Regions from separate parts of the Homo sapiens genome. Here regions 2, 3 and 4 are each linked to region 1. Evidence: chromatin loops called from intact Hi-C (ENCODE). Cell type or tissue: endothelial cell of umbilical vein. All regions are shown on one strand.

Region 1 (5,000 bases):
TTTGTAGCTAGGAAGAGGTACCAAAGGAGAGGTAGACCAAAGCAGAGAAGACAGTCTGGTTAGGAAAAATGAAACCAAGTGAGTTTGATTAAAGGTGAATTTTCAATAGATTTATTATTATTGTCTCCAAATATTGTGAGGCAATTTAAATGTGTCTTTATTCATTATTTTTCTTTAGAACTTTTCTTTATGGAAAAGGTGGCAAAAATCATTATTCTTAGAAGTAAAGTAGCAATTACATTAATGAAACACAAGGATATGTCACGTTTAACATGGAGCGCTGGAGAGGACCAGAACCACCTATCCTCAATCTTTGTTCTCTGCCCTTAGCCCTAACAGCTGCAGCCGGAAGGGGCAAACTGGAGGTGTGCCGTTTGCTCTTGGAACAAGGGGCGGCAGTGGCCCAGCCAAACCGCCGAGGAGCAGTGCCACTATTCAGCACAGTGCGCCAGGGCCACTGGCAGGTAAGCAGGGCGACCACTTCCAGTCCCTCAGGCAGGACTGAGTTCTAGGTGAGGACTTCTGATGCACAGAGCAAAATGATCACAAGTAAAGTTTGGGTTACCCAGCAGTGATCAGGTTTGAGGACTTGGACCTTTGTTATGAGTATTCTGGTTAATTGAGAATACGACAGTTAACATTCAAAACCATCACTTGATACAGATTGTATAGAAGGACTAACTACTTATGTCCTGGTGATAGAGTGACCTCCTTCTCACATTTCACAGCATCCAAAGACTCCTTGGAAGGTTCATTTCTCAGCGGACTTCTGCTAATCACTTACTTGCAGATGTCTGAGACTTACTAAAAGAAAATACAGTGAATGCAAATTCTAACAACACAATCCTTTTAGATGTTTGGATTCTGGATAAATGTTAATTTATACACTTAGGATGGAAAGGAAAGCACACTGATAATAATCTTCAGAAGTATTTCAATAGAAAAAAGGCTGTAGAAGCCAAACAGCCCTAAAGAGTTACCAGAGTCACTTGATTATGTTCAGTTCAGTTGCAAGTATTAACTACAGGCAGATTTGCAACCACTAGAGGGCAATAAAGGAGTGATTTATGTTGGAACTTCCGCTATGGGATTGTTTAATCCTACATCTTGGCCTTTGTTAAGTTCTTTTTTACTTAGTAGCTGAGTCAGACATTGAGAGTTGAATCCTTCTCATTTGACTGTCCCTGAGAGAGATTAAATCACATGGTACTAGGACTATACAGGTACTTATGGGGGAAGTGGAAAGATACATGGGTGACTCGTACAGCAGTAGGAATTCCTACAGAGTAAGAGATAGTGTGCACGTGTCTTCTCAGCAGCTCTTCTTTGGGCTAATTGGTCCCTGTTTCTCTGCACTTGCAGATTGTTGATCTTTTACTCACCCATGGAGCTGATGTCAACATGGCAGACAAGCAGGGCCGCACTCCCCTGATGATGGCTGCTTCCGAAGGCCATCTAGGAACCGTGGACTTTCTGCTTGCACAAGGTTAGTCTTGGAATGCTAGAGCTGGCTGGCCAGTTTCCATAATTACCTGGTGAACTCATGATTTCCAGCAATGGATCCCAGGAGATGCTAAGAACAGATATTAATCCAGTTGGTTGGAAAATGAAAGGCTATCTCCTCCCCTCTTGTATTCAGTGTAATGTTTTTAACTCTGATACTCTCTATTTCCTTATGACTTGAGGGATTTAAATGAAATTAACATATTCTAAATTCTCATTCAGATCAGTAGTCTCCAAACTTTGATTTTTTAAAAATATATACTCAATAAATGTTCATCTTCCGGGGATTGTGTTCTGACTTTATCAATTCTTTTGTAAGCCTGCACAACTAATATTTTTCTTGAATTCAAAGGAGGCAAATGCCAGTGAAGATCCCTGCTGACTCTGGGATGCTATTTGGGGGATCAAGATTATTACCCTGTAGTAATAAATTCCTTTTGACACTTACCAACATCCACAAATTCCTGGTGAATGGGAAATAAGTTAAAGGAGATGATGATCACACCACCATCATAAAGTACGTCAGGCTCCTGTTGGTTGCTGTGACCTCTATCACCTGTGCATAACAGTGGCTGCTGATGATGGACCTCTGTAGTAGAAAAAGCTCATCACTGGTGACTCTGCAGTGCCATCTAGTGGAGCTTGAGCATTTACTTGAAGCAAGAGACAGAGGCAGTCATTCCAGTTAGCCTCCACTATTAGTAAACTGGACGCAAATGTCGGTAATTACATCCACAAGCACATGTACTTTCCTTCAAGAAAACCAACCTCCTGAAGAATTATGCCTAGGCCAGAGCAGCTGAGGGTAGTTTAATTAGGAAGAAATTAGGTTTCTTCTAAGATTTCAAACTACAGCTCAGTCAGAGACTTACTGGATCTTTAGCTGTATCCCTTAAGTAAGATTTTTTTCCACAGACTCAGACTCAAGGCTGGGTCAGAATCAGAGAGTTGCTCTTACAGGGTGCGAAGTGGCTCTTGCCTTCCCCATATAAGCTACCAAAGAAATTTGGCTTCATGCTCTCTCCCTTCATTCTGCTGGGGAAGCAAGGAGGAGGAAGGTTGGGCCTAGATTCTCAAGATAAGATGTGTCCAGAGTAATATTCCAGAACAAACCAAGTCCACTGAAAGAGGCAGGAACTCTTGAGCCACTGATAACCTTTAGATAGCTGCAAAGTACCTGTCATGTGCCAGTAGAGGCTCCGTAGCCATAGATTCCAGGTATTTGTTCTCCCTTACCAGTGAAGACATTTTCATCTTTGGACTGTTTCATTTTTTTCCACACTTAGAGGCTTAATGAATTCAACAAAGATTTATTTAGGCTATGTTATTAGCAGAACACTATACTAGGAACTATGAGTGGTTCTGATTTTTTTAATTAATACACTATAACCTGTGCCCTCAAAGGGTCTATAATGTGGCAGGGAAGAGATGAAACAAAGATAAATGCCTTAAAAAGCGGAGAATCCTGAGTGCTCTGATACAGGCGTCCGTTGAGTTAGACTAGGACAGACTTTGAAATTCGAAGAGGAAAAATGTTTTGTATTTAGGGAGAGGAAGTAACATAGATGAAAGGCCAAAGAGGAATGACAGGTTTGGAGAAATATGCAAGCTGTCTAGTAAAATGTAAGGGGACTACGGAAAATAAAATTGGAAAGGTATGTGGAAATGGAAAAGGACCAAGTTAGAAGAATCTGGACTTAATTCTAAAGGAATCTGGGGAGGCTTTAAAAATTTTAAATAAGGAATTGATGGCAGAGTTATGCTTTAAAAACAATCACTCTGGCAGTATGTGAACAGCAGATTTGACAAAGGAGCCAGGAGATCAGTTAGGAAGCCATCGTAATGGAACATATGAGGCATAATGAGGTCCTAACCCAAGGGCAGTAGCTTTCAGCATAGAACAAAAAAGGGCTATGTGCAAGAGGTATTTTGGATATGAAGCCTGATTAGATGTAGGAAATAAGGATAGAACAGTTAAAGATAACTCCAGAGTTGTAAGACGGACATTTGGGAGAATTGTGATTTCATTAACTGCATGAGAAAGAAAAGAGAGAAGAGGAAGATTACAAATTGGATTTTGGAAGTATTTAACATATTATGGATTTGTTTCATGTGTATCTCCTTTTAATTTCTTCTCTTTCCTTATCTTTGGAAAAATCAGTTCATCTGTAATGTACATCCAAAACTTTCTTATCCTACTCTTTCCTCCACTGGATACTTTGTCCAGGAAATTTATAGATGTTGCATCTGAGAAAACGCCTTGGATTCTGTTCCGTATTTAAACTTATTCCATATTAGAGTCAGTGTTTTAATTGCAAACTATACCATTACATAAATGGCTCTCATCAGGATTAAGGGATGGTCCCTTCCAGCTTTTCATCCTCCTGTGGGAAACCATAGACTCTAATGACCTCCAGAGATGCAAAGGTGATAGGCTAGATAACTGCTGAGTAAACCCTGAGCCTGCTGTGGCAGGTGCTAAGCTTGAGCTGACATCCGAATCCTGTCCAGCTGAGGGGGCAGCCAAGTGTCCTGGTGCAGTAAGTTGATCTCTGATGTAGTTAAATATGACATGCCTACTGTGTGAAAAGCGTTGTCTTAGGTACTCTTCTAGCAAGTAAATGATTCGCTTCTTACCATTGAAGGCCTTACAGTCTGGGTCTTAAGAACCAAATGTATATTGGATTTTAGACTGATTACAAAACAGCATGTCAGGTATGCTTGATCCTTTCAAGTGAAAATAGAAATGTTGAAGGGAAACAGATCCAGAATATGAAAGGGTGGGTGGAGAATTTAAAAGTGGGGATGGAGTTATTGAATAAGGCTGAGTAGTTTAAACTCTGAATTTTTTGTTTATTTGTATTTGTTTTTTGTTTTTGTTTTTGTCTTTTTTTAGAGGCAAGGTCTCACTCCATCACCCAGGCTGGAGTGCAGTGGCCTGATCATAGCTCACCAAAGCCTGGAACCCCTGGGCTCAAGCGATCCTCCCATCTCATCCTCCCATCTCAGCCTTCCTAGTAGCTAAGACTACAGGCTCACACCACCACCACACCTGGCTAATTTTTTAGTTTTTTGTAGAGACAGTCTCACCATGTTGCCCAGGCTGGTCTCAGATTTCTGGCCTCAAGCAGTCCTCCCACCTCGGCCTCCAAAAGTGCTGGGATTATAGGTGTGAGTTACTGCACCCAGCCAAATATTTATTTTTTTAATTGACAAGTAAAAATGGTATATGCAGTTATGTATCACTTAACAAAGGGGAGATGTTCAGAGAAATGCATTCCAAGAATTGTGTCCTTAGGTGATTTTGTCATTTGTAAACATCATAGAGTGCACTTACACAATCCTAGATGGTATAGCCTACTACACACCTAGGCTGTATAGTATAGCCTGGTGCTCCTAGGCTACAAACCTGTACAGCGTATTAACTGCACTGAGTTACTGTAAACAGTTGTAACACAGTGGTATTTGTGTAGCTAAACATATCTAACCATAAAAAG
Region 2 (5,000 bases), 290 kb before region 1:
GACTCTGTCTCCCTGCCAAAAAAGTAATTAATTAAATAAGATGTGTGTCAAGAACTTAGTAAAGAGTTTAGCTCGTAGAAGGTGATTCATAAATGAAAGCTTATAATAAAATCACTACATAATTTATCTTTCCCATGCAGCAGATCTGTCCTGTCCTTGTCTGTTTTTTAATTCTAAAAACATCCCAGCAATCCTTTTTGCTATCTTCAAAACATAGCTCTTCTCAACTGGGGCTCTATTCTTCGTGGACAATATTGTTAGATGGTTTTCTACTCTTCATCTTTGATTATGGTTTTCTACTCTTCATCTTTGATTATTTCCCCCTCTCTTTGTATATTTCTTTTTCAGGCACAATCTGTCTTTATCAAAAAATTTCTGATATGGCAATATTTTTTTAGATGCTTCCATATGTTTATGATTGTATAAATTGCTTTTTATTTTATTTATTTATTTTTTTGAGACTGTATCTCACTCTGTCACCAGGCTGGAGTGCAGTGGCACAATCTCAGCTCACTGCAACCTCCGCCTCCCAGGTTCAAGTGATTCTCCTGCCTCAGCCTCCTGAGTAGCTGGGATTACAGGCGTGCACCACCATGCCCAGCTAATTTTTGTATTTTTAGTAGAGACGGGGTTTCACCATGTTGGCCAGGATGGTCTCGATCTCCTGACCTTGTGATCCGCCCGCCTCGGCCTTCCAAAGTGCTGGGGTTACAGGCGTGAGCCACCGCGCCCGGCCATTGCTTTTTATTTTTAATCTATACCCTCAAACCATATTCTCTTTTAAAATTATTGACCATGGGCTCATAGCTTCTTTTCTCTACATTTTTAAAGAAATGTTTGCCTAAATCTGAAGTGTTGAATTGACGGTCCAGCATTCCTTTTAGTGCTGTGACCAATGAAGGGTCAAACCAAGGACACCTAGGACCTGAGATGGAGAAGGCAAGTTAGTAAGATAACAGTGTGGTAGCACTCATGAAGTAGATGCATAAGCAGACCCTAAAGATTAGGGTGGATCAGCAGTAGGGTAATTGTTAGGTGTCACAGGAAGTAAGTGGAACCTGTTAATCCAAGGGAATCTAGGGGGAGGCAGTAGGCAAAGTTCCAGGGAGGACAAGTAGTCAGCACCAAGAAAAATGTCTAACATTGAGGTCACTGTGTAAGGTAATGTTGTTTTTCAACAGATCTTTATGGAATGTCTGTAATGTGGCAGGGTTAAGGCTCAGAACTCTAGGACCCAAAGAACTGATAGGGTCACACTGGTCAAGAACCCAGCTGAACGAAGAACCCGTTTAGAGTTCTACATAGTCATTTGTAAACTCTGGGCAGATTAGTTCTTTTTGATCTTCTGTTTCTTCATATGTACAGTGAAGATAATAACACCTTAAGGCTGAGAGGAATACAGAAATGTGTGTAGAGTTTCTTTTTGTGCCAAGCACTTCTTGTGACAAACAAGGGGAAATAATAAAAAGAATCCTAACATGTGAAAAAGTTGTCAATCACTTGATTAATATCCTTTTTAGCTCCTGTGTTGTGTTTCCAAGAATTGGGTATCAGTTTTAAACATGGAAAATACCATGAAGATTACAGAAAAAAATCCTTCATTGTCCATCCTTCTTCTGTGACCTTCCCCAGAAAACTCACCATGATTTATGCCATGGTCCCTAGGAAGTCTAATTTTTTTACTTAATTGACCTTGTCCTTCTTTACTTGCTTAACTTCCCACCTGCTATGGAATGTGAGCAGTTTAGAAAGTGGCAAATGTGGAATTTAAGGGCTAAACAATTTTGGCCATGAGGAATACTTTTCAGTCACAAAGCATCACAAAAGTCAAATAAATATCCACGATTCAAAAGAAAGCCTTAGTAACTCTCTAAACAGGAAATAAATTATAGTATGGGATAATATAAAGCTTAGAACAGAATATATGTTCACATTATAACAACAGAAATTTTTATAATGCTAAACTATATATTTATTCTCATTATAGAAAATTATGCACCCAAATTGACATTCAGCCCATAAGAGTAATAAACACGTGGCATGGCAGAGTAACTCCCTCTCTTAGAGGAGGATTTTAAACACCAGAGGGCAGAGTGTTCCAGAGGACATTTTCAGTTCAGCTGGCCTTTCTTAATTGTAAATGCGCATCCTTACCTTGTCCGTCAGTCATTCATGTCGTGGGCAGAATTTCAAAAGTTAAGAAATGTGGTTATTTCATTTTACTTATTTTTTTCTTAAGACACAGAGTCCTGCTTTGTCACCCAGACTGGAGTGTGGTGGCACAATCACTGCTCATTGCAGCCTCAACCTCCTGGGGTCAAGAGATCTTCCCACCTCAGCCTCCTGAGTAGCTGGGACTACAGGCGTGCACCACCATACCTGGCTAATTTTTTCATTATTTTGTAGAGATGGGGTCTTGCTATGTTGCCCAGGCTGGTCTAAAGTCCTGGGCTCAAGCAACCCTCTCACCTCGGTCTCCCAAAGCACTGAGATTACAGGTGTGAACCACTGTGCCCAGCCAAGAAATATGGTCATTTTAGAATTGTCTATGTGGTATTATCTGTTTTGATGACTTTGTTTAGATAGCACAATGAGCAGTGTTTTGAGTTATACCAGAGTTGGTTGAACATCTCTGTTTTCCCCATTTCTGGTTAATGTTCATGTTTCTGATTTCTGAAAACGATTTTTAGAAAAAATTATGTATACATCTATATCATTCAGTAAATTTTATAACTTTAGATTAATGAAGTAAGTAAAGTGAGAGAAAGGAGATTTGATATGTGTATCTTATGGCTCAGTATGCCCTTTTATGCCCTGCTTATCAATAAAAACATTCTGAAAGAACCACCTGCCAACTCATGACCTTTTTCAAATGTTACAATTATCATTTAGAGGTAGCATCACACATTTGGGATAATTTTATTCAGGGTTTAGATAGTAAAGTCAACATATAAAATAAAAACTGAGTATAAAGAAAATTATCCTCAGAAATCCATTACATATCATTCACGACATTCATTAAACAGAAATACTGCTTCTCAGTATATCCAACCCTGCCAGTTTATCCTTTAGAGTTGTAACTATTTTACTCTTTACTCTCTTTTTCTTTGACCACCAGATGAAGTAGTTGGCTGATGTATAGGGATCACATATATGATTTTTAAGAATATATTTCTTTTTCTTCTCTGTCACTCATTACCCTACTGCTGCAGATTGAAGTCCTGATCTGAAGCAGTAGCCATTGCTAGGAAAGACACAACCCCGCGTAGAAAGTTGGCCAAAGCTTGAATTGCTATAGCTAGTAGAATGGTTACTTTCTTAACTCCTGTGAGAATAGAGATTTCGTATGTACATCTCTTCATAAATATTACCCTACCTTTAAGCACAATAGAGTTTAGCACGGATGATTACTCCTTAGAGAAAGCTTTTAATATAGCAAGACTGAAAAAAGAATAAAAATAAAAAAGAATGTAAAACTGTATAAGTTTTAGCATGACTTACCTAAATTAATCATAAAGGAGTTAAAAATTAGTAACCAAGGGGAAGAGCTTAACTCCTTAAATCTCTCTCCACCCTTAAGTTAAATCCAATTTTTCAAGCAAAACAAAACCTGTGTACTTTGTCTTTTGAAGTATTTTAATCATGTCCTCATCCCAGTTAGCTCCTACACAGCATAAGCAACGTTAGAAAAAATTATTTGTTGTCCAAGTTTACATTTTTTGCAGAACTTTTCTGGTATCTCTCTAATGCAAAGATCTGCTCAACATGACTTGATGATGGGGAGGTGGGAGAGAAAGTTGCTCTTTTTACCTAAGATATTGAATAATTAGTATTCTAAAAAGTCACAACTGAAGAGAATTTCCCTCAAAAATAACTACTGGCACAAGACAATATTTGAGTTAAAAAACTTACTAGGTAGAAGAGATTAGATTATCCAGGAAACAGAATGAGATAGGCTGTCCATGGAATTTCCAAGTCAAACATAATAGCTCATTTTTGAGTTTGCCCTACAGTTTTCTAGTTAGGTAGGATAAAAAGTAATAGGTTATTTTAAACAACTCAATCACTTTGCATGTTCTTTGATATTAACCATTCCATAGAAACCACTTATACTTCTTTATTACCAAGTTACTATTTTCTGAAGACATTTATAAGTCATGTTGAGGCAGTAGAATTACTTGTACATTATTATATTAAATAATCCTTGAACGCTAGTCCGCAGTATCTGTATCTACTATAATTCTAAAAAGAAATAGCTACTAGCTACTTGTGAAAAGTATATGCAGTGTGATGGGACACAATATCCAGTCAAACATAAAACCTAGCCTGGAAAAATATTTACCCTTTCAGGCAATTTTCTGTGTTTATGGAGTTCTATTGAAATTCCACTTTTCATTTTTCTTTGCTGTTTTGCTTAGATACTATTAAAAAAGATAATATAGATGTTTAGAATTTTAAGCCTTTGCTTTGTATTTATTTTTTTCTATTCCCACAGTAGCTTTAGGAATAAGGTAGAAAATGCTTTACTGAGATGAATCAGTGGGTCAGAGTAGTTAGGTGCCTTACTCAGGGTTATATTTAGAAGTAGCAAAGCTGTTAGTCCAACTACAGTCAAGACTAGTCAAATGCATGTCCATCCCACTACATTGCAATTCTTTTTAGTCACATTTTACTGAGGTTCTTCATTTATGGAGATAAATGCATCATAAATCTATGACCAACAAATACGTAACTTTTCCAGAATTGGTATTATAATGGCAGTGTTGCCCATGTAAGAGAATGGTATAATAGGTAAATTTACCTAATATTTTGCTTTGTATTGTATCTGAATATTGCATTAAATAAATGGTGATGGAAAAGTAACACAGAGATATGATATAGAACAATTTCATATAGAACTACCCTATATAAATAGATGAAATATCATAGCATCAGTGACCCATGCTTAATAAATCTAATGAAAGATATTTTTCTGCACCAGTCATCTCAGAGCAACATCC
Region 3 (5,000 bases), 990 kb before region 1:
CGCCTCTAGGGTTCAAGCCATTCTTCTGCCTCACCCTCCCGAGTACCTGGGACTACAGGTGCGTACCACCATACCTGGCTAATTTTTGTATTTTTAGTAGAGACGGGGTTTCATCATGCTGACCAGGATGGTCTTGAACTCCTGACGTCGTGATCCACCTGCCTCGGCCTCCCAAAGTGCTGGGATTACAGGTGTGAGCCACTGCACCCAGCCGTTAAATTTTTAATAGTATGAAACTTAAAGTGACCTAAATGTCCAATAAAGCATGATATAGCTATACGAAACAATACCAGAAGGACATTAAGTGATGTTGTAAAAGAATATTTCGAACAAAAGAATAATGTCCCCAAGTTATTATTAAGTTAAAAAGCAGACTACAACTGCTAAGTGGCATGGGAGAACTTCAAGGCGTTGTTCTAAAACTAGATTGTGACACTGATTACACAAATACAGATTTTTATGAAAATGTATTGAACTGTACACTTAAAATGGATGAATGTAATTGGGTTTTCTTGTTGTTGTTGTTGTTGTTGTTTGAGACGGAGTCTTGCTCTGTTGCCAGGCTGGCCTGCAGTGGCACGATCTCAGCCCACTGCAACCTCCGCCTCCTGAGTTCAAGCGATTCTCCTGTCTCAGCCTCCCGAGTAGCTGGGATTACAGGCACCCACCACTGTGCCCGGCTAATTTTATTTATTTATTATTTATTTATTTATTATTTATTTTTTTTGTGTGTGAGAAGGAGTCTCGCTCTGTCGCCCAAGCTGAAGTGCAGTGACACAATCTCGGCTCACTACAACCTCCAACACCCAGGTTCAAGTGATTCTCCTGCCTCAGCCTCCTAAGTAGCTGGGACTACAGGCGTGTACCACCACCCCTGGCTAATTTTTTGTATTTTAGTAGAGATGGGGTTTCACCATGTTGGCCAGGATGGTCTCGATCTCCTGACCTCGTGATCCGCCCACCTCGGCCTCCCAAAGTGCTGGGATTACAGACGTGAGCCACCACACCCAGCCTAATTTTTGTATTTTTAGTAGAGACGGGGGTTTCACCATCTTGGTCTGGCTGGTCTCAAACTCCTGACCTCGTGATCCACCCACCTTGGTCTCCCAAAGTGCTGGGATTACAGGTGTGAGCCACTGCGCCCAGCCAGATGAATGTAATTGTTTAAAAAAAAAAGCACAAAGCATTTTGTTCTGAAACTATTTTAATGTAAAGTCACTTACATAACTAAATTAGAAAGAAAGAACTGGGATGATATAAGCCAAAGCGTTAATGAGTCAAATTAATGGTGGGAAGAAGTATTTTCTTTTGTTTTATCGATATCTTCTAAATGTTCTATAATAAAAAATCTATTTTGCAATAAGAAAACACAGGCCAGGTGCAGTGGCTCATGTCTGTAATCCCAGCACTTGGGGGAGGCCGAGGCAGACGGATTGCTCAAGACCAGGAGTTCGAGGCCAGCCTGGGCATCATGGCAAAACACTGTCTCCACAAAAAATGCAAAAATTATTGGGGTATGGTGGCACAAACCTCTAGTCCCAGCTTCTCTGTTGGCTGATGTGGGAGAATCACTTGAGCCTGGGAGGCAGAGGTTGCAGTGAGCTGTGATCGTGCCACTGTACTCCAGCCTGCGTGACAGAGTGATGCCCTATCTCAAAGAAAAAAAGGAGAAGAAAGGCCGGGTGCGGTGGCTAACGCCTGTAATCCCAGCACTTTGGGAGGCTGAGGCAGACGGATCATTTGAGGTCAGGAGTTCAATATCAGCCTGGCCAACATTGTGAAACCCGTCTCTACTAAAATGCAAAAATTAGCTGGGTGTGGTGGCGATGGCCTGTAATCTCAGCTACTCAGGAGGCTGAAGCAGGAGACTGGCTTGAGCCCGGGAGGTGGAGCTTGCAGTGAACCGAGATCATGCCACTGCACTCCAGCCTGGGCGACAGAGCTTCGTCTCAAAAAAAAAACAAAAAACAAAAAAACACAATTAACTACCCTTGTCCTTGGCTAACAACCTAAAGCAATAATCCAGAATGAGAGTTTTTAACCTTTACAAGCGTTAAACCCATGCCACCCACTGAGCTAGAAGAGTTCTCCTTACTTACCACCAGAGGGACCCTTAGTTCCTCTGAAACGTGGCGTTTCTGAAGCTACAATCCAGTATAAAGTCTGACACCAGAGAACTCACAGCCATGTCAAACTTATGAAAAATTATTTTAGGTGCTTCGAAAAATAGGTTTTACAGGCCAATCAAATATAATTGTATAAAATTAAGTTTAGGCCAGGGGCGGTGGCTCACTCCTGTAATCCCAGCACTTTGGGAGGCCGAGGTGGGTGGATCATGAGGTCAGGAGATCGAGACCATCCTGGCTAACACGGTGAAACCCTGTCTCTACTAAAAACACAAAAAATTAGCCGGGCATGGTGGCGGGCGCCTGTAGTCCCAGCTACTCGGGAGGCTGAGGCAGGAGAATGGCGTGAACCCGTGAAATAGGGAGCTTGCAGTGAGCCGAGATCACGCCACTACACTCCAGCCTGGTAGACAGTGCGAGACTCCGTCTCAAAAATAAATAAATAAAAATAAAAAATAAAGTTAAGTTTAGGATACTTTAGCACATTTCACAGAAAAAAGGCCAAAGCTGTTTGACATTTAAAATGTCTCCACTGGAACTAATATAGTAAATTAGAGTGAAGACAATGAGCTGTCTGCAAGAAAATATGCAGTGGGACTGTTGATTGGGAACACTAACAGCTTTTAGTGAGGGGAGAATAAAAGCCCATAGATGAGAAAACAAGATGCCAGAAATAAATGTAAATCAACCACCATATCTGCAAACAGCTGGCCTTGAGAAAAGATAAAAATTCCTTGTACTTGTTTCTGGGTATGGAGCTTGTGTTCAAAATGTTTCCGAAGACCACAAGAATGGCAAAAGCATATTGTCTTCAAATGAAGTACAACTTATTTACTATTTTTTTTATTAACTTGTGTATTTTTCTTCCTGATTAGAGAGGCTTAGAGCTTGTTCCCATTTCTTTGGAGGAAAAAGTATAGAATCATTCATTGCTCCCCGTAGTTTTACCTACAGAAAGAATTTACAATGGAATAAACAATTACTGGCTGGGCGCGGTGGCTCACGCCTGTAATCCCAACACTTTGGGAGACCGAGGCGGGCAGATCATTTGAGGTCAGGAGTTTGGGACCAGCCCAGGCAACATGGTGAAACCCCATCTCTACTAAAAATACAAAAATTAGCTGAGTGTGGTAGCGCGCACCTGTAATCCCGGCTACTCAGGAGGCTGAGGCAGGAGAACCACCTGAGCCCAGAACATGGAGGTTATAACGAGCTGAGATCCGGCTACTGCACTCTAGCCTGGGAAACAGAGCAAGACTCCGTCTCAAAAAAAAAAAAAAGTACTAATTACCCATGTGCTATGTCTAGCACTGCACTAACCCTTTCCTTTTTTAAAAAAATTCATCTTTCCCTTTATTCTGACATTATGACATTAAATAAAGTCCAAGAGGTATTGGGCTGGTCCTTGTTTGGTCTCTGCCCTTTCCTTCTTTTCCAAGTGGTATTCATCATGCTTCTCTTGGAAGTCTTCTCAAATAACCTTATGTCTATAACATACTTTCTTCTAGATTCTTTTGAGAGTCTATTTGTGTTAGATCTAGAAATAGAAATGTAAGGCTGAAATGTATTACTATGACAAACTGTTTGTATGTGTGTATTACAATCTTAATTGTGCTAATAAGGATAATTATAATAAATATGCATGATTCAAAAAGGTTAGATGGTTATAATTTAAAAAAAAATTGTCCTTGGATATTCCATTTGATTTGCTAAGCCTCGTGTTCTCTAATTTCATATCTCCATCTCCCCCTACCCCAACCAAAATATATATACACACTGTGTATACATATACACCCACACTATTAAGAGCTGAATATAGAAGCTGGAAATTGCCCTGTTTCTTCCCGCTGCTTGCTACCTTCTTCAGTTCTGGACATCGGCTCCGCAGTGGAACTAGGTAGCCTCAACTCTTATAATGATTCAAGATTTTTCCTGTTTTATAACTTGAGGGAAGCTGGGGAACCTGTTAAGAGGATCCCAGCATTGAACTGGGTCTCAAGTGGAATGTCTCCCACTTTCTGCCTAACCTGCACGTCCATCAGCACCTCATCAATGAGAAACGACTCCTCCGGGGAGAATTTCCCCCTGCCTGGTCCCCTCTCCTAGAGAGCCCTTCGCCAACCCTGGGACAGCCCCAAACGACAGCTCCCGAGCGCCACCCGGACCAGACTCCAGTGCCGCCCTGTCCCGCCACCCTTTTTCCCGCCCAGACTCCGCGTCTTCTGAAAGAGGGCGTGGTCCGCAGGAAGTTCTCACGTTACGGAAAGTAAAGTGTTTCCGGCTCCGGTGTCATGGCCGGCTCCTACCCTGAAGGTGCACCTGCAGTCCTCGCCGATAAGAGGCAGCAGTTCGGAAGCCGGTTCCTGAGAGATCCGGCGCGCGTCTTCCACCACAATGCCTGGTAATCACTCTGCCCCTTCGCCCGGCCTGTCGCTGACCCTCTGTCCCGCCGCCTCGGAGCACTCCGAAAAGCCCCTGACCGCCGGCCACGAGTCAAGCTGCCCTACCCGAGGCACTCTCCAAGGGGAGAGAAACTCCTAGGCCAGCGACTCACCCTGCCCGCAGCCAGGACGTGAGGCCCCTAAGCTGCCCGTTTGATTTTCTCAGGGACAATGTGGAGTGGTCGGAAGAGCAAGCCGCGGCGGCGGAGAGAAAAGTCCAGGAGAACAGTATCCAGCGGGTGTGCCAGGAGAAACAAGGTGCGCTTAAATGGGCTCTCATTGGTATCAACAGCCAGCGTACTGCCGAACGCGCCCTCCCGGAGAGGCCAGGGAACCGCGGCCGCCCAGATCCTTTATTCCTGGCCTGATGCAGATCTCAGGAGTAGAGCGGGACAGGGAGGGGATGAGCAAGGAGAGAAAAGGGCTGCATTGT
Region 4 (5,000 bases), 410 kb before region 1:
GGAATAACTTACTGTAAGAAAAAGTGTAGAGTCATTTCAGTGCCAAATAAAAAATTCAGGTGTTTTTATTGAGAACTGAGAACTTTACTCTTACATATAAAAAGATACATATAATACAGTAAATGATTCTTAAATAGCAACATAGCATTTGGATCACCACATTAATAGTGTGACAACTCTTCATGCTTTTATAGACACTTGAGACATTGTTATATGCTTCTGTAACATATGACATATGTAACTATGTTATACATGTTGGCTACTATTATAATTTGTTTCCTATTGCTGCTGTAACAAATTTCCACAAATTTAGTGGCTTAAAACAACACAAATGTACTATTTTAATACTTCTTACAGTTCTGGAAGTCAGAAGTTTGAAATGAGTTTTTTATGGGGCAAAAACTAATGTTTTGGCATACCTGTGTTCCGTCTGGAGACTCTGGGAGAGAATCTGTTTTTTACCTTTTCCAGCTTCTGGAGGCCATCTGCGTTACTTGGCTTGTGGCTACATTGCTCTGATGTCTACTTTGGTCATCACATCTCCTCTTCTGATGCTTCTACTTCCCTTTTCCATTTTTTAATGACATTTGTGACTACATTGGGTCTGCCTGGGTAAAATTCAGGAAAATCTCCCTATTTTAAGGTCCTCAACTTAATCACATCTTCAGAGTCCCTTTGCCATGTAAGGTAACATTCACAAATTCCAGAAGTTAGAATGTGGTCACCTTTGGGGAACCTCTATTGACTTGGTTTGATTTTGTTCTTGCTTTTTAAGTTTTGGCTATTCTGGGTCCCTTGCCGTTTCCACATTAGTTTTTAGATCACTTTCTCAATTTCTGAAAGGAAAGTAGCTGGGAGTTTGTTAAGTATTTTGTTGAATCTACAGATCAATTTGGAGACTATTGCCATCTTACCATTAAGTCTTTCAATCCATGGACATGGATGTCTTTCCATTTAATTAGGTCTTCCTTAATTTCTTTCAGTGATGTTTTATAATTTTCAGTGTACAAGTTTTATACTTTTGTTAATAACAATTTTTTATTCTTTTTGATGTTATTGTAAATGTATTTTTTATTTCATTTTTGGATTGTTCATTGATAGTCTAAAGAAATACAACTAATTTTTCAGGCCAGACATAGTGGCTCATGCCTGTAATCCCAGGAATTTGGGAGGCTGAGGCAGGAGGATTGTTTGAGGCCAGGAGTTTGAAACCAGCCTGGTCAACATAGCAAGACCCCGTCTCTGCAAAAGAAAAATAAAAAAAAATTAGATGTGTTAGCATGTGCCTGTAGTCCCAGCTGCTGTGGAAGCTGAGGCAAGAGGATTATTTGAGCCCAGGAGTTTAAGGCATCAGTGAGCCATGCTCATGCCACGCACTGCAGCCTGGATGAGTGAGAGCCTGTCTCAAAAGAAAAAAAAAATACAACTGATTTTTTAATGTGTATCTTGTGTCCTGCCAATTTGCTGAATTCATTTATTAGCTCTAATAGTTTTTTGGTGTATTCTTTAGGATTTTCTACATATGAGGTCATGTCATTTGTGAATAGAGACTGAGTTATTATTTCTTCCTTTCTAATTTGGATGCCTTTTATTTCTTTTTCTGCCTAATTGCCCTGAATAGAACTTCAAGTACAATGGTGTATAGAAGTGGTAAGTAGAATTTTTTTTTTTTTTGAGACAAAGTCTCACTCTGCCACCCAGGCTGGAGTGCAGTGGCGCATTCTCAGCTCACTGCACCCTCTGCCTCCTGGGTTCCTGGGTTCAAGCGATTCTCCTGCCTCAGCCTCCTGAGTATCTGGGATTACAGGCATGCACCACCACACCTGGCTCATTTTTTTTTTTTTTTGTATTTTTAGTAGAGATGGGGTTTTGCCATGTTTGTCAGGCTAGTTAAATGGATGATTTTTTCTTGTCCAACTTAGGAGGAAAGTGTTCAGTTTTTCAGAATTAAGCATGATGTTAGCCTCAGGCTTTTTATAGATGCCATTTATCAGACTGAGGATGTTTCTTTCTATTTCTAGTATGTTGAGTATTTCTTTTTTAATCATGAAAGGGTGTTGCCTTTTGTCAGATGCTTTTTCTGTGTCTATGGAGGTAATTATTAAAGTTTTTGTCTGTTACTAATTTGGTATATTACATTGATTTTCATATGCTGAACCAACCTTGTATTCCTAGGATTCACTTACCAGTTCTTGAGTTTGAGAAAATTAATCTAGGGTATGGTCATCTGAAGACTCATAGTCTGAGATTTCCCTTAGATGATTAATTTCACCTTTATCAATAGAATCTGGAGTACTGCCATCTGTCTTTTTGCATTCTTCTTCTGATAAAATAATTGTGATACATCTTCCTCTGGAAATATTCTTCTCTTTGACATTTTGGGTAGAAAATGAAAATTCTTGTATTGTTTACTGTGTTAAATGAAGAGCTTTAACAAAGGCTACAAAGCTGATGTGTCATATTTCTTTTATATCTTCTTGAAAGATGATGCAATACTTTGGGCAAAGCAATAAGAAAACTGAAGAAGGATGAAACGGTTATCACTTATTTCATTATTACGTCACTTTTAGATAAATCCATCATGTTTCCATTTTCTTTGGATTTTTTTCTTTCTTTTACAGTTTACATGCATTGTAGAATAATAAAGCCGTTCTTTTCAAGACCTTTTATAAATCCTGTTATCTTGTCTGGCTGGCTCACATTGTTTCCTGGGAAGGCCAGCCTGCAGTGGCTTAGATAGTGTTGACAGTTGTAGTTGGTTTGGAGTGGACGAACAAGGGACATAGTAATTCTTAGCTCATAATGTAAGGATCCAGAATCGGGTGGATTGAGAACTCAGTTGTAAATCTATCTGGAAATATTTGATAAGATATTTTATAAAATACTTGACTTAGTTGAAATTCAGAAGTTAGGCAATTTAGTCTAATGGGGAACAAGGTTGGTGGAGGGTGTTGAGGTAAAGAAACACTGGGTCAGCTAGCTCCCAGTATTGGCCACCAGATGGCCCTGGCAGTTTAGGTGCTGTATGAAAGAGCTTTGAAGGGGTAGAAAGAGAAAGCAGTACATGACCTGATAATAAGTATTGCAAAAATGAGGATTCATAATTGAAGCAGTGCTTGTACTACATACAAGGCTGACTGTGGAACCCATCATCAGTTACTTCCCTTTCTCAAGACTTCTTTGTTAATTGTCCCATTTCCTTCCTTTGCCCTCCAGTCTTGAAAGAGATTGCATAATTTGAAGCTCTTCAGTGCAGTTCAAAATTTTGCTTTTAGGGAAATTATCAAAGATTATCAGCTGGGCATAGTGGTGTGCGCCGGTAGTCCTAGCTACTCCGAGGCTGAGATGGAAGGATCCTTTGAGCCAGGAGTTCAAGACCACAATGAACAGTGATAGCACTGCTGTAATTATAAGAACTTCCAAAGTTATGTCCTAGAATATATCTGAGGCATCTAGCAATTTATCTCAGTCAACACTTAAAGAAGGCCTTTCTTGATAATTATTAGTCCTTCAGCATGCCTTTCACAGAGGAAAAAACATGCAATTTCCAGATGGTGGACAAATGATTTGTCTTTCTTGTATTGGCTTGATCCTATTACTGTATATAACTTTTTTTGAAACAGAGTTTTTACGTTTTCCAGAAGCCTCAAATTCATGCTAGATTTGTGTTTCTGTCTAGTATTCTCATCATTCACACTGTTCAAGCAAACTAAATATGGCCTGAGAAGGACTCCGTACTTCTATATTTGAGTCCTTGTGGACAAACTGTAACCCAGCTTAATAGGCAGACAAGATTAAAAACCTCACTTAGGAGTACGCGCCTGTAGCAATAGCGGAGTCTTAGCAAATCCCAGCAGCCATGTTTCAACCACTCATAGACTGCTGTGTGTTCAAATAAGGCAAATGCCAACCTGTAACCAGTGCAGCTGTTTCTGTACCTCACAGTCGATTTCTGTCCGTCACTTCCCTTTTTTTTTTGTCTATAAATTTGTTCTAACCATGAAGCATCCTTGGAGTCTCCCTGAATCTGGTGTGATTCTGGGAGCTGCCCAATTTGTGAATCGTTCATTGCTCAATTAAACTCGTTTAAATTTAATTTGGCTGAAGTTTTTCTTTTAAGAACACTATTGCATTTGTCATTGGTTGTTTACTTCTCCCAGTATGATTAAATACATGCTCTTTTGAGTTCTTCCATTCTTCTCTATTTCTCTCTTCGTTTTTTTTGAGATTATTTGTGATTGTATTTTTTAGAGCCTCTCATGCTTTCAGCAGATATTCACTAAATTTTCTTTTCTTTTTCTTTGTTTTTTTTTGAGATGGAGTTCCGCTCTTGTTGCCCAGGCTGGAGTGCAGTGGCGTGATCTGGGTTCACTGCAACCTCTGCCTCCCAGGTTCAAGTGATTCTCTTGCCTCAGCCTCCCAAGTAGCTGCGATTACAAGTGCGCACCACCACGTCTGGCTAATTTTTTGTATTTTTAGTATAGATGGGGTTTCACCGTGTTGGCCAGGCTGGTCTCAAACTCCTGACCTCAGGTGATCTGCCCGCCATAGCCTCCCAAAGTGCTGGGATTACAGGTGTGAACCACCACACCCAGCCTCTTTTTTTTTTTTTTTTTTTAAAGAGAAAAAAAGGACAGAGTCTCACTCTCTTTCTGTCACCCAGGCTGGCGTGCAGTGGTGTGATCATAGTTCACTGTAACTTTGAACTTGTGGTCTCAAGCAGTTCTCCTGCCTCTCAGCTTCCTGAGTAGCTGGGACTACAGCTGTGCACCACCAATATTTTCATCGTGTGCATTATTAACCCTGCATCTTATCTGTAATGTTTAAAAAGTTATTGGAAGTGTTTATTAAATGCATTAGTGTGTGTGTGTTGTATTCTCCTGCAGAAATTTCTCAGAGGAGAAGCTCTATGTTGACAAATGCTAGAAAATGGATAGCATTTACTTTAAATATATGTAGCTTACTTTTTATAATTATATGAACAGATTTGTATTCAAAAG

What was found. Peaks named below come from ENCODE experiments on the same cell type or tissue, not always from the same donor. Only the 100,000 strongest peaks of a DNase experiment are listed, where the experiment ranks them.
Region 2: a loop joins it to region 1, with 13 times the contacts of the local background. A loop is called at or near these places in 16 of 110 quality-filtered maps.
Region 3: a loop joins it to region 1, with 11 times the contacts of the local background. A loop is called at or near these places in 4 of 110 quality-filtered maps.
Region 4: a loop joins it to region 1, with 17 times the contacts of the local background. A loop is called at or near these places in 55 of 110 quality-filtered maps.

Annotation. Positions count from the first base shown.
Region 1 is chr17:63,404,792-63,409,791 of GRCh38, forward strand. It overlaps TANC2 (tetratricopeptide repeat, ankyrin repeat and coiled-coil containing 2), which reads left to right. Exons shown (of 28, transcript NM_001394998.1): 20 at 331-464; 21 at 1,363-1,486. All of the region lies in intron 2 of LOC105371856 (a long non-coding RNA gene), which reads right to left. Among named protein-coding and RNA genes, the nearest start is that of CYB561, 39 kb to the right of the region's middle. In endothelial cell of umbilical vein, CTCF peaks have their summits at 1,042 (motif pointing right) and 2,136 (motif pointing left); DNase peaks (open chromatin) are centred at 1,080 and 2,130; H3K27ac peaks cover 401 bases.
Region 2 is chr17:63,111,288-63,116,287 of GRCh38, forward strand. The region is part of intron 4 of TANC2 (tetratricopeptide repeat, ankyrin repeat and coiled-coil containing 2); the gene reads left to right. Among named protein-coding and RNA genes, the nearest start is that of TANC2, 150 kb to the left of the region's middle. In endothelial cell of umbilical vein, no CTCF peak of the experiment used is centred here; no DNase peak of the experiment used is centred here.
Region 3 is chr17:62,419,486-62,424,485 of GRCh38, forward strand. METTL2A (methyltransferase 2A, tRNA N3-cytidine) reads left to right here and starts at 4,412. Exons shown (of 9, transcript NM_181725.4): 1 at 4,412-4,527; 2 at 4,734-4,825. The coding sequence starts at 4,418. RefSeq lists enhancers at 4,145-4,675, 4,427-4,796. In endothelial cell of umbilical vein, a CTCF peak has its summit at 2,105 (motif pointing right); a DNase peak (open chromatin) is centred at 4,416; H3K4me3 peaks cover 1,086 bases; H3K27ac peaks cover 974 bases.
Region 4 is chr17:62,992,518-62,997,517 of GRCh38, forward strand. All of the region lies in intron 1 of TANC2 (tetratricopeptide repeat, ankyrin repeat and coiled-coil containing 2), which reads left to right. Among named protein-coding and RNA genes, the nearest start is that of TANC2, 29 kb to the left of the region's middle. In endothelial cell of umbilical vein, a CTCF peak has its summit at 3,007 (motif pointing right); a DNase peak (open chromatin) is centred at 3,004.